2 separate regions of the Mus musculus genome follow, and region 1 is linked to region 2. A link is a contact called in ENCODE Hi-C or POLR2A ChIA-PET data. All regions are on one chromosome and are shown on one strand. Each heading gives the region's core, a stretch centred on a gene start or an enhancer-like site at or near the end of the contact. The rest is flanking DNA. Distances are from core to core; before and after follow the strand shown. Region 1 has its middle 15 kb from the start of Gm20743. Region 2 holds the start of Atp1b1 (ATPase, Na+/K+ transporting, beta 1 polypeptide).

The links. Hi-C counts contacts between places; a loop is a spot of excess contacts on that map. ChIA-PET counts read pairs that join two places held with the same protein, here RNA polymerase II (POLR2A).
Region 1: a loop to region 2 is called in a map of left cerebral cortex, with 3 times the contacts of the local background. The contact joins the enhancer-like site here to the promoter of Atp1b1 in region 2. A Hi-C loop is called at or near these places in 1 of 37 maps with a recorded cell type or tissue (left cerebral cortex). POLR2A ChIA-PET finds 5 or more read pairs at or near these places in 1 of 5 experiments (Patski).

What each region holds. Positions count from the first base shown.
Region 1 is chr1:164,845,090-164,850,344 of GRCm38, reverse strand. No RefSeq gene overlaps it. Among named protein-coding and RNA genes, the nearest start is that of Gm20743, 15 kb to the left of the region's middle. Within about 2 kb of position 1,511, at least 1 of the 3 ENCODE cell types and tissues checked has a DNase peak (open chromatin) inside an H3K27ac peak, as active enhancers do; it is left cerebral cortex, where a contact is called at or near this core.
Region 2 is chr1:164,456,710-164,462,667 of GRCm38, reverse strand. It overlaps Atp1b1 (ATPase, Na+/K+ transporting, beta 1 polypeptide), which reads left to right and starts at 4,313. Exons shown (of 6, transcript NM_009721.6): 1 at 4,313-4,907. The coding sequence starts at 4,811. Gm32391 (predicted gene, 32391) reads right to left here and starts at 4,145. Exons shown (of 4, transcript NR_168343.1): 1 at 2,928-4,145; 2 at 70-292.

The DNA of each region.
Region 1 (5,255 bases), core at 262-2,761, 390 kb before region 2:
CAGGAATCACAGGCAGTTGATTCTTTTCAGAGGAAGTAAACTAAGTTTTCTTTATGATAATGGTCCCCGGAAGATTGATTGCATTTCAGTGAATGGCCTCAAATCTGTGAGTATATGAGCAGCAAAACTAAATTCACTGGGTTAATATTTTAAAAGAGGACAAGATGCTGGGGTCATAGGGATGTAGGCATGGATCTGGATGGATTTGGAGTGAGGAGGCAGGTGATTATGATCAAAACACATGTATGAAATTCTCGAAAGGATGGACCATCTAGAGACTGCCATATCCAGGGATCCATCCCATAATCAGCTTCCAAACGCTGACACCATTGCACACACTAGCAAGATTTTGCTGAAGGGACCCAGATAGAGCTGTCTCTTGTGAGACTATGCTGAGGCCTAGCAAACACAGAAGTGGATGCTCACAGTCAGCTATTGGATGGATCACAGGGCCCCCAATGGAGGAGCTAGAGAAAGTACCCAAGGAGCTAAAGGGGTCTGCAACCCTATAGGTGAAACAATAATATGAACTAACCAGTACCCCGGAGCTCTTGACTCTAGCTGCATATGAATCAGAAGATGGCCTAGTCGGCCATCAGTAGAAAGAGAGGCCCATTGGTCGTGCAAACTTTATATGCCTCAGTACAGGGGAACGACAGGGCCAAGAAGTGGGAGTGGGTGGGTGGGGGAGTGGGTGAGGGAGCATGTGGGGGACTTTTAGGATAGCATTGGAAATGTAAATGAAATAAATACCCAATTAAAAAAAAAAGAAAAAAAAAGAAATTCTCAAAGAATTGGTGAAAACTTAAAGGACAAAGAAATATCCAATACTGTCTTGAAGAGCTAGAAATGCAAGGGAATCTTAGGTCAGGTCCCAGAAACAAATGAAGTCATATTGGAAAGTACAGAAAGGCATTTTTTATAAAGTAATAAAAAACTTGGCTAAAGCATGTCTTGCTAGGTGGAAGCTACAAATGATGAAGTTGGACATCTTGCAGAAAAGATTTTCAAGCAAAGTGTGGAAAGGACCGTCTAGTTTCTCTTTACTAGGTAGAGAAAGCAAGAGAGGCAGAAGAGAGTAAAGAAGAAACTCTTAAGGATTAGCCTTTGATGATTTAAGAGATTTTCATGTTATCCAGATTGCAAAGAATGCTGAAAAGAAGAAATGCACTGTTAAGCAAATGTACTCTGGAGAGACGGCCAAGGGCACATGAGGACAGTCTTTGGAAAGATTAGGCATTCAACTCATGGATACACTCCCTCATGTTGGAAGCAGCCAGAAATAGTGAAGGGCTGTCCTATCAGAGAATATATGGGAAACTATTGTCTGTCTGAGTGACTCCCCTTGGTGTACACAGACAGCCTATGCTCTCTTGGAGGATTATTATACCCGAGAAACATTTCAGTCTGAGATTGAACAGAGGATGGACAAAATAAAAAGGTATTTTCGGATTCTCTTAATTATATAGGCAGGAAGCGAAATGATAAATTATGCAGCTGCACACATGCGCCAGCCTTCAGGAACAGGAGTGACTCACTGGATAGAGCCATGGAACCAGGGCTAAGGATGATAAAGCAGCTACTGAGAACACAGGCACAGGAGCTGTGAGCCAGCGGATGGATCTGAGAGCCAAAGAAGAGCGCTCACAGACCCTGAAACCCAAAGGGATTTTTTTTCTTGCTTAGTCTTGAATGTGTGTGAGACCAGAGGCTCCTTAATTCCTTCTATTTTTCTCCCTTCTGGGATGAAAACATGTATGTTTTACCTGTGTGTTTTAGAAGCAGGAAACTTGTTTTCTGGTTCATCAGTCCATCATAGGAGAATTCTCCCTACATTCAAAGTGAAGTGTACCCAGAGTGTCATCTATATGTGACTTAGGTGATCTAGGTGGTTAGAGTGAGGGCTTTTGAGAGGTTATTTGGAAAAAATTTTGTATTTAGATTTGTAGAGTATTAAAAAGTTTGGGGATTGCACTGGCTAGTTTGGCATTAACTTGATACAAACTGGAGTCATCTAAAAGGAGGAAACCTCAATTGAGAAAATGCCTCTGTAAGATCCATCTGTAGGGCATTTTCTTAATTAGTGATCAACTGAGGAGGGTCCAGCCCTTTGGGAGTCATCCTTAGGCTGGGGTCCTGGGCTCTATAAAAAAGCAGGCTGAGTAAGCCATGATAGACAAGCTTGGAAGTAGCACTTCTCCATGGCCTCTGCATCAGCTCCTGACTTCTAGTTCCTGTCCTGACTTCTTTCAGTGGTAGACTCTGATATGGAAATGAAAGCCAAATAATCTTTCCCTCCTCACTTTGCTTTTGGTCACGGTGTTTCATCACAGCAATAAACCCTTGCTAAGACAGGAATGGTGTGATAGAGAGAATACATTTTTCATGGGGACAGATATGAGTTAGGAGGTAAGAGGACAAAATATAGTGGGTTGACCAGTGTCCACTCAGAACAAACATTGTTCCTCTGTCCTCTTCAAAAAAGAGTAGTTCTATTGGCGTTTCCAGCCTTTAGGACTATGAATGAGCATACTTCTGCTGTTTTAAGCCATCAGACTAAAGACAATTTGATAAGGTGGTATCTTACTTAGGGTTTTATTGCTGTGAAGAGACACCATGACCAAGGCAAGTCTTAGAAAAGAAAACATTTAATTGGGGCTGGCTTACAGTTTCAGAGGTTCAGTCCATTATCATCATGGCAGGAAGCATGGCAACCTGCAGGCAGACATGGTGTTAGAAGAGCTGAGAGCTCTATATATTGATCTGAATGCAGCCAGGAAGAGACTGTCTTTGGCAGACAGTGAGGAGGAGGGTCTCTTCTGCACTGGGTGGAGCTTGAGCACTAGGAGACCTCAAATCCTGCCTACACAGTGACACACTTCCTTCAACAAGGTCACACCTCCTAATAGTGCCACGTCCACGAGCCAAGCATATTCAAACCATCAGAGATAGCCCTAAATGCATAACCTTATAGTGCACATTTTTACCAGTTTGTACTCAACTTTGTACTTAATATAAACAACAGTGATCATGTTGCTGCCCTAGGTACTAGGTAGATATCTACAAATGAAACACATTCCAGGGCCATAAAATAACTACTATTCAGCATATGCTTGTTGATAAGAATAAATTGAAGATGTGGGACTTCAGGGCAAGTCTGCAGCTTTCTGGGTTGCTCAGAGAAGATCTGTTAGGGTATTGGGAGCTGTCTGGGAAAGGAAGAGCATACACTTTAGAACCAGGAGAATACAGAGGTTTTTCAAGGCTCCATATGGCTGGAATGCTGTATGCTGGCTAGAAGCATTAGACAGAGAGGAGGAAAATGGGGTCTAGCTTATTGATATTCATGAAGCTAGGCACAACAGACATAGTGACGCAGAGAGAATGATTTTAGCCAGGCAAGGACAGATTGACAGAGACAGTTATAAGATTGACAGTTACAAGAAGAGTCCAGACACAGAAACTGGTGGAGCCCTTCCTGAGACAGAGAGAAACACAGAAAATTTAATGTTTAATATTTTGAGTTTGCGATAAAGAGAAAACATCTCAGGTGTGATGGATGAGGTCTGTTGGGGCTAAGTTCATGTGGTTTAGGTAACACAGAATTCATTTTATTCAAACTGAGGTGGTTTGATGGTTTTAAGTTGAAGTGGAGGAAACAGAGAAAATTATTTTAAAAAGCTTCACTCTGAAAAAGAAGAGATGTAGAGTAGAGAAGTCACCAGAGCAGTGGTTCTCAGCCTTCCTGTCACTGCGACCTTTTAAAGCAGTTCCTCCTGATGTGGCAACCCTTGAGTTCCTCATGTTGTGGTGACCCCCCACCATAAAACTATTTTGTTACTACTCATAACTGTAATTTTATTATTGTTATTAATTGTATTGCAAGTATCTGATATACAGGCTATCTATATGCTACCCCTCAAAGGGGTCGAGACCCACAGGTTGAGAACCATTGCACTAGAGTGTCCTTTAAGGATGGGTTAATTACAGAAACATTTTAAACAACCTTTTTATGATGTAACCATAAAGACAAAGAAGGAGATGACAATAACCCCTGTTGTCATTATAATAGGCAATAACTAATTAGCAGGTGAGGTCCACGCAGAAGCCAAAGTATAGGAGTATTTTGGGGCTATTTTATTGGGTTATTATATTTATCACCCTTCTAAACCTTATTCCACCCTAATCCCTTCCAACCCCCCAACACTAGGTAGGAGAGAATGAAGGTTATGGGAAAAGGGGGGGGGGCATAGACCCTTTAGACTACTTCCTGCTGATTAGGGGCATTTTATTCCTTGGGACAAGTACTAGTCATCAGAATATCCAGTAATCCAGTAATCCAGCAATCCACTAATGGGAAAAGCAGAAACAGGAATCAGTGGCAGCAGGAACCACAGCAGAGGAGCAGCAGCTGGCCACAGGCCCTTTTGGTGCTCTGGCATTTATACCCTCTCAAGACTCCCCAGAATTCCAAACATAAGCTATCTACAGCTAGCAAAAATCATGCCCCTCCAAGAGCTAGAGACCATCATGATAAGTGCTATGGACAATCGGAAGCAGCCTGATATCCCATACCTGAGATTAAAACGAAAACATGTTCACACAATATAAATGGGTTTTTAAAGAAACCCAAATCTTCACTACACAGAAGGAGATGGATTCTGAGCAATTATGGCTTTGGCCAGCTGGCACATCTATCCTGTGTGACAAGAGCAAGGAGGGGAAGGATGGGCTGAAGTACTGCAACTGAGAAGGTTGAGTGACAGGAAGAGTTAGAGAAGGAAGCACATTGCATCCATTATTTGTCACTATGTGATACATTCGCTTAAACTTAGCAGCTCAGAAGGATACACACAAGGGCTTCAGTTTCTATGGTACTCCATGCAATACTCCAGTCGGTGCCTGTGCTTCAGTGTCTCTCACAGGCTGGTCATCTCAGCATCCATCTGAAGGAGGATCTGCACCCAGAGTCCTTCATCTGGCTGTGCCTTGGGCTCAGTTTCTCAATATGTGGAGCTTTGTATAATCATCCTGGAGTCTTCGCAACAGGCAGCTGACTTCATCTAGAGTAAGGGAGAGGGAGAGGGAGGGGGAGGGGGAGGGGGAGGGGGAGGGGGAGGGAGAGGGAGAGGGAGAGGGAGAGAGAGAGAGAGAGAGAGAGAGAGAGAGAGAGAGAGAGAGAGAGAGAGAGAGAGAGACTATAATATGGGCAAGGGATGAGAAGGACAGAATTTACATATCAAACGATGTCTACC
Region 2 (5,958 bases), core at 3,064-5,563:
TTATCTTCCAGTTTCCAAGCCAAGCAACGTCCTGGGCCTCCAAAGAAAGGTAAGAAAAATACAACTTACCAAAGAAGCTAGGTTGAAAAGGTCTCTTTGGGGTTCTGAGGCAAGGTCTCATGGAGCTAGCTTAGCCTCAGATTTATGCAGCAGAAGATGACTTTGAACTTCTGGTCCTCTTGTCCGACCCTCTGGACTATGAGGATAACTAGAATCTTGATCCTTAGGCTACAGGGTCTCTATTTGTTATTTTCATACTCTCCTCACATAGGTCATAGACTCCATTCCAGACCTAGGGATATAGAAACGTGTCGAAAAGACCACAAATGGAAGCAGTGGAGGACAGTGCCTATTAGTCTCCATTTGCCCATTCAAGGTGTCTGAAACCGGATCCCTCTCAGAGAGTAGTTTCTCTAGTAACCATGAGGCAACCATTATAAAGCAGAGTGACACCCTGTGGACTAATCAGGAGTCCTTCTTGATAGATGGTGAGGGTATTCAACCCTGCCTCTTGTCCACTTACAGTCCAGCCACGTTGACCGGTCCACAGCCTTTTCCCAAGCCCTCCAACTGCAGAACTGTACACCCCAGCTGCTTTCCCCCACGGCCTGCCACTGAGCCATTTTCTTCTGCAGTGCACACAGCTTCTGCTGCCAGGATGAGTCACCTCGGCACTCATCCCCTCAGCCCCTCCACTCTGTACTTAAAATACTCCGGGGCTGGCCGAAAAGAACCCCGCTGTGTGTGAGCACGTGTGTGAGTGTGTGAACGTGGGGTTGGCAGCTCAGCCTTCCGCAGCCTCTGCAGAGCCTGAGTGCATTCTGTTTGCCAGAGGGCTTTAGAGAGCTGACTGCTCCAGGGAGTTCTGTTTTCGGCTCTGGTTCTCTCAAGCAGGCTGCCAAGTCGCACTCTTCCCTTTGTGGGCACCTCCATTTTAGTCTCCCTGGCTAGGGGCAGAAGAATCTTATAGGTGATGTGTTCAGTCTCGTCTTCTCAACCCCGTTTCTGGATGGCCATCTTGCTGCAGTCAGGAATATCTATCTCATCCTGCTTTTACCTGCTGGACCCTGTCTCTGCCCCCCAGGTAAATGCTCTATCAACTACAAATGCAACTGGCTGTTTTCGGGAGTTGGAATCTGTTATCCTCACTTGGATAACGCCCCGCCCCAGTCAGTTCTCGGCTGTCAAGTCTGTTTAATGCTTCACCTCTGTCCACCCACACAGAATATTAACCTTGGGCAGAACCAATCATAGGATACCAGAACCATCTCTTTTCCCTAGCCAGCACAGAAAGATGTCTGACAGTTGTTCTCTCCTTGAGCCCTTATACTGAGCTGAATACACTCTTTCTCCAGTGAACTTGCACAGGTACTGCGGGAACAGCGCTCTTGGTTGGTCCACACCCAGCTGTGTGCTGCACCTGCTGGAGGCACCCCTCCCTCTCGAGAACCACACACATTTCGATTTCAACCTGCTGGTACAGCACCCTTCACAGAAGGGGCCCTGGAACAAAAGCCCAGCCCAGTACACTCCAAAGGGACATTATGTGCTTGAGTTATTCATTACTTGAGTTAGCCGAGGTCATAGAGCAGGAAGCACGTTGGGAAGAGAGGGAAAAGGTGGCATTGAGGGTGGGGAATTAGTCAGGGTGACCTTCCAGGTGAACTCAGAGTCCTAGTTAAGTATCACAGTTAAGATGGTCAGTCATAAAGTCATACCAATAGCCTCAAGGTTAGGCAAGGTCACGTGGAAGGAATCATAGTTAAGCTAGCTACTTAATAGCTTTTGCTATGCACCAGGCACTGTGCTTAACACTTTCCCACATCCTTCTTTTAATCCTGGCTACAATGTATCACTCTAATTTTACAGCCCTGGGAACAGCCCTGGTGAACAAGCGCCTTGACCAAAGTGGAGAAGCTGGCAGACCTGGAAGCGGGGAATGTGAATACCTCTCTGTCTCGGTTTTCCCAGGGCTGCTCTAGATGGGAAGATGGTGAAATGCATAAGACAGCTCCAGATGGTGGAGACTGGCTGGGCAGGTGGAGCTTGAGGTGAGCCAGAGACAGAAATGGGTCCCACATAAGTGGGCTGAGATCATGTTCTCCCATGGCAACACTAGCTCTGGTGGGAACAGGGATGATTCTAAGGAACCTAAAGGGGGATGCTGCGATGGCCCTGCATGCCTGACCTGCGCAGAGCTGAGGAACTCACCTGAGAAGGGGAGAAATCTACCCAAGGAAGACCGGGCAAGGGCAAGAAAGTCAAGCAAGCTTGTCTCCCACTCCCCACTCCCAGTATAACTGGCATTTATCATACAAGTCGACAGCTAAGGGGCAGCACTTTTCTTTTCTTTTCTTTTCTTTTCTTTTCTTTCCTTTCCTTTTTCTTTTCCTCTTCTTTCTTTCTTTCTCTCTTTCTTTCTTTCTTTCTTTCTTTCTTTCTTTCTTTCTTTCTTTCTTTCTTTCTTTCTTTCTCAATAGTAAAGAAAGTTCTGATTTAAAACCTGCCACGATGAACTGTTTGCAAACTGTTCTGGGGGTTTGAGGTACACTGGCTATGAGGAATGGTCACCGCATCAGTCTTAAGAGTCCTCTTACTCACTTTTCTTTCTTCCTCAGATGTGTAATCCTCCTGCCTATCTCCAGTCTGGGATTATAGGCAGAAACCATCAAACTCCAGCCAAGTCTCATCCCTTTTGAAGCTACTTACACCCTACTTATTCCTTATGGTTTTTTTTTTCCTGATTCTGCCCACGGGGTTTCCTCCCTCATATATATATGAGGTACACACACACACACACACACACACACACACACACACACACACACCTCCCAGTGGTCTGGTCTGCGGAATCCCCTCCACAATGTAAGTTCTGCCTAGAGACAGTGGCATCAAATCTACAGGTACAGTCTCTTCTAATAGCTTACCAACCACAAACTTGGGTTTTTTCCAAAATAAACGCTGCAGGGGCAAAGCAGAGTGACTTCTTTCTCAACAAGCTGCTCTCACAGTTGTCCTTGACACAGTGGGTCGGCAGCCCCTGTGGACTCCATGAGACTCAGTTGCTATGTCTCCCCTGAATTTTGGGTATTTTAAGGTTTTCTTCAGTCTTGCAAGTGGGATTAATGAGAAAAAGCTCATTTTTGCATCCCTTCGGTTTTGTCCTTGGGCCTGCAAGATTGACCTTGAAAATGGCAGGGTGTCTTGGGAACCCATCTCTGTGTTGGGAAGGTCTTTGATAAGAAGCTAGCTCTTTGCGCGACCGGCCAGGTCGCTCCAGGGACAGGCTTTTCTGCAGCCACTGCAGAAGCCTCGCCATGTTTTCTGCTGTGTCATCACCATAAGAGCTGTGTGGAAAGCTGTTCAGGGGCTCGGTGGATGAAAATAAGGGCGGATTTTCAGCCAACAAGGATGGAAAGAATGGTCATGTCCAACACAGTGCTCTGCGACATCTTGACATGTGAGCTGGGTCTTCCCAAGTGCTCTGTCATTCCAAGAATTCTACAGTATAGGGTAGGGGTGCCCCCAGTGAGACAGAACAGTAAGCCAATGGGAATACCAGCCACAGACCTGGGCCAGGAGAGTCTTAGGTGGCTGGGTCACGTGCATAAATTGTTCCCCGGGGTCTAGACTGGCAGGAGCCACAACCGGTTCCCAGCTACAGCCCAGGGTGGGTTTGGCAATTGTCCGGATTGAGGTGGTTCAGGCCGCCCACAAGCACAGACCAGGAGTCAGGAACCGAGGCTGCCCGCTGGGCTGGCCTGCAGAAGAGGGACGGGCCGGAACTGCAACCGCAGTGGCAGAGAGTGCGAGGGGGCGGCAGGTGCATAAGCAGAGAGGCGGAGCAGAGCTGGGCAGAGTCACTAGCGTCCTGGAGTGACCTTCCCCCACCTGGCCATGGCCTAGGGGAGGTGGACCTGCAGTAAACCCCGACCAGTACGAAGGGGTAAGACCAGTACGAAGGAGTTGAGGTCTCCGAGGTTCCCAGAGAGCGATGCAGGTGCAGGCCACAGCATTGGCGAGCGGGGGCCGGGAGGACGAGGAGGATTGTCCAGGCACAGCTCGGGGCAGAGAGAGGGCCAGCAGAGCTGCGGGAGCAGTACTCACCCGCCCCCAGTCCCTCTCCGCACCCCTGCTGCGGTGCCAGCCCCTTTAGCTTTGCCGGCTCCTTTGTGCGGGGCCCCGCGCCCGCCCCTTCGGGGGCTCAGGCCCCGCCTTCTCGGCGCTGGCGATTGGCTTGCCGTGCCGCCGGTAGGCGGAGCTACGGATGGTGGAGGCGCGGTATATAGTAAAGGTAGGGCGTGCGCCCTCAGCCAATTTCTCGGCTCCTGGCCTGCGCGCCCGTGTGCCGAGCCCGCGCTCCACTCCGCTCGCCCTTCCCGGTGACTTTCCCTCCTTGTCCCTGGTCCATCTCGCCAGAGGTCACAGCAAGCAGAGTGGTGCAGCTACAGCTTGAAGCAGCAGCTGCGGGGTTCGCTGAGCCCCCCGGAAGGCGATCGGAGTGCGGGGAAAGCCCGAGAGCGGCCGCGCGCCCACCTCTAGGTGCGGGGCTCGGAGCCGCCCAGCCCGCGCGCGCCCTCCTCCCTCGTCCCTCCTCCCTCCGCCCCCGCCGCACCTCCCCCTCCTCCCGCTCTGCCTAGGCTGCTCCGCGGCGCGCCTCGCACTCGGAGAGCCGCAGCGGCAGCGGCGCGTCTCGCTTTCGGAGACAGAGCCGGGCCGCGGGGACACCGAGCAGCCGCCGCGAGGACGCCCAGGGCGCGCGCCGCACTCGCCCTCCCTCGGCCTCGGCCGCCACTGCTGAGCAGACACCATGGCCCGCGGAAAAGCCAAGGAGGAAGGCAGCTGGAAGAAATTCATCTGGAACTCGGAGAAGAAGGAGTTTTTGGGCAGGACCGGTGGTAGTTGGTGTAAGTACGCGCTCCGCGGCTCTGCCGTCGGCGCCTTGGCTTTTCTTAGGAGGCGCGTCTGTACGCGAGCACTGCGGACAGTTCGGCGCCCGCGGGGCTGACCAGGGTGTTAGGGAGTGGGTGGTAGGAGCTGCTAGGAGCGTGCGGCCCTGGGCTTGGCATCCAGTGACAAATGTGGGGGGTCCCCAGGATGCGCCTCGGGTGGGGAGCTGGAGCTAGGGTTTTGGGTATGGTAGGGATCTTCGTTTCCTAAGCCTTTCCTCCTGGGAAATTCGGTCAGGTTCCAGGAGCCTATGTATGTACCCTCCCTTTCCATCTCCCAAGACCTTAGAAAAACGAGATTTGGGGCCGTGAGCAGAACTCACGAGCGTACCTGTTCTAATGCAGACGATGCTGCGATAGATAGCATCATTCTTCCAGTCTAGAAATGTATCTAGAATGGATAGGAACGGGGAGAAGAAATGCATCCACACTGCAGTCCTCACACATTGCAGTCATCACAGCCCAGAAATGGCCCAGTGAGCTCCATTCATGGCTCGTTTTTTAAGCCTTGGCTAGACATGGTGTTTTTAAGCTCTTCATGATACAAACGAAGAAACAGGTTATATTAGAGCATTTCATGCAGCCTGTTGCTTCCTTGGCTGGACTCCCCCTCATACCCCATTGAAAATTACATACCGTGTTTGTTTTTTACCTCCTTACACTGGAAAGGTACTAGGTTTTTTTTTTTAAGGTCATTTTGAAGGGCATAGTTGTAGACAAATCCATGAGTCGTGACTGCGGAAGGGAGGGAGGGAACTCCCCTCTGCTGCATCACTGCCCCCCTCCTTCTCCAGTATCACCATCACCACCAGCTCCTCTACCTTCTCTCTCGCCTCCTTCCCCCTCCCACCCCTATAGCAGCAGCATTGCAGGAACTAAGGGAACCCTGAAAACTAACGATGCGATGCTGCGTTCCTGTGTGGGGAGGGTCTATGGAAATAGACTGGAGAATGAGTCAGGGAAAAGAGCGCTTGGCTGACATTTTGAAAAGGAAGAAGCTGGGATGTAT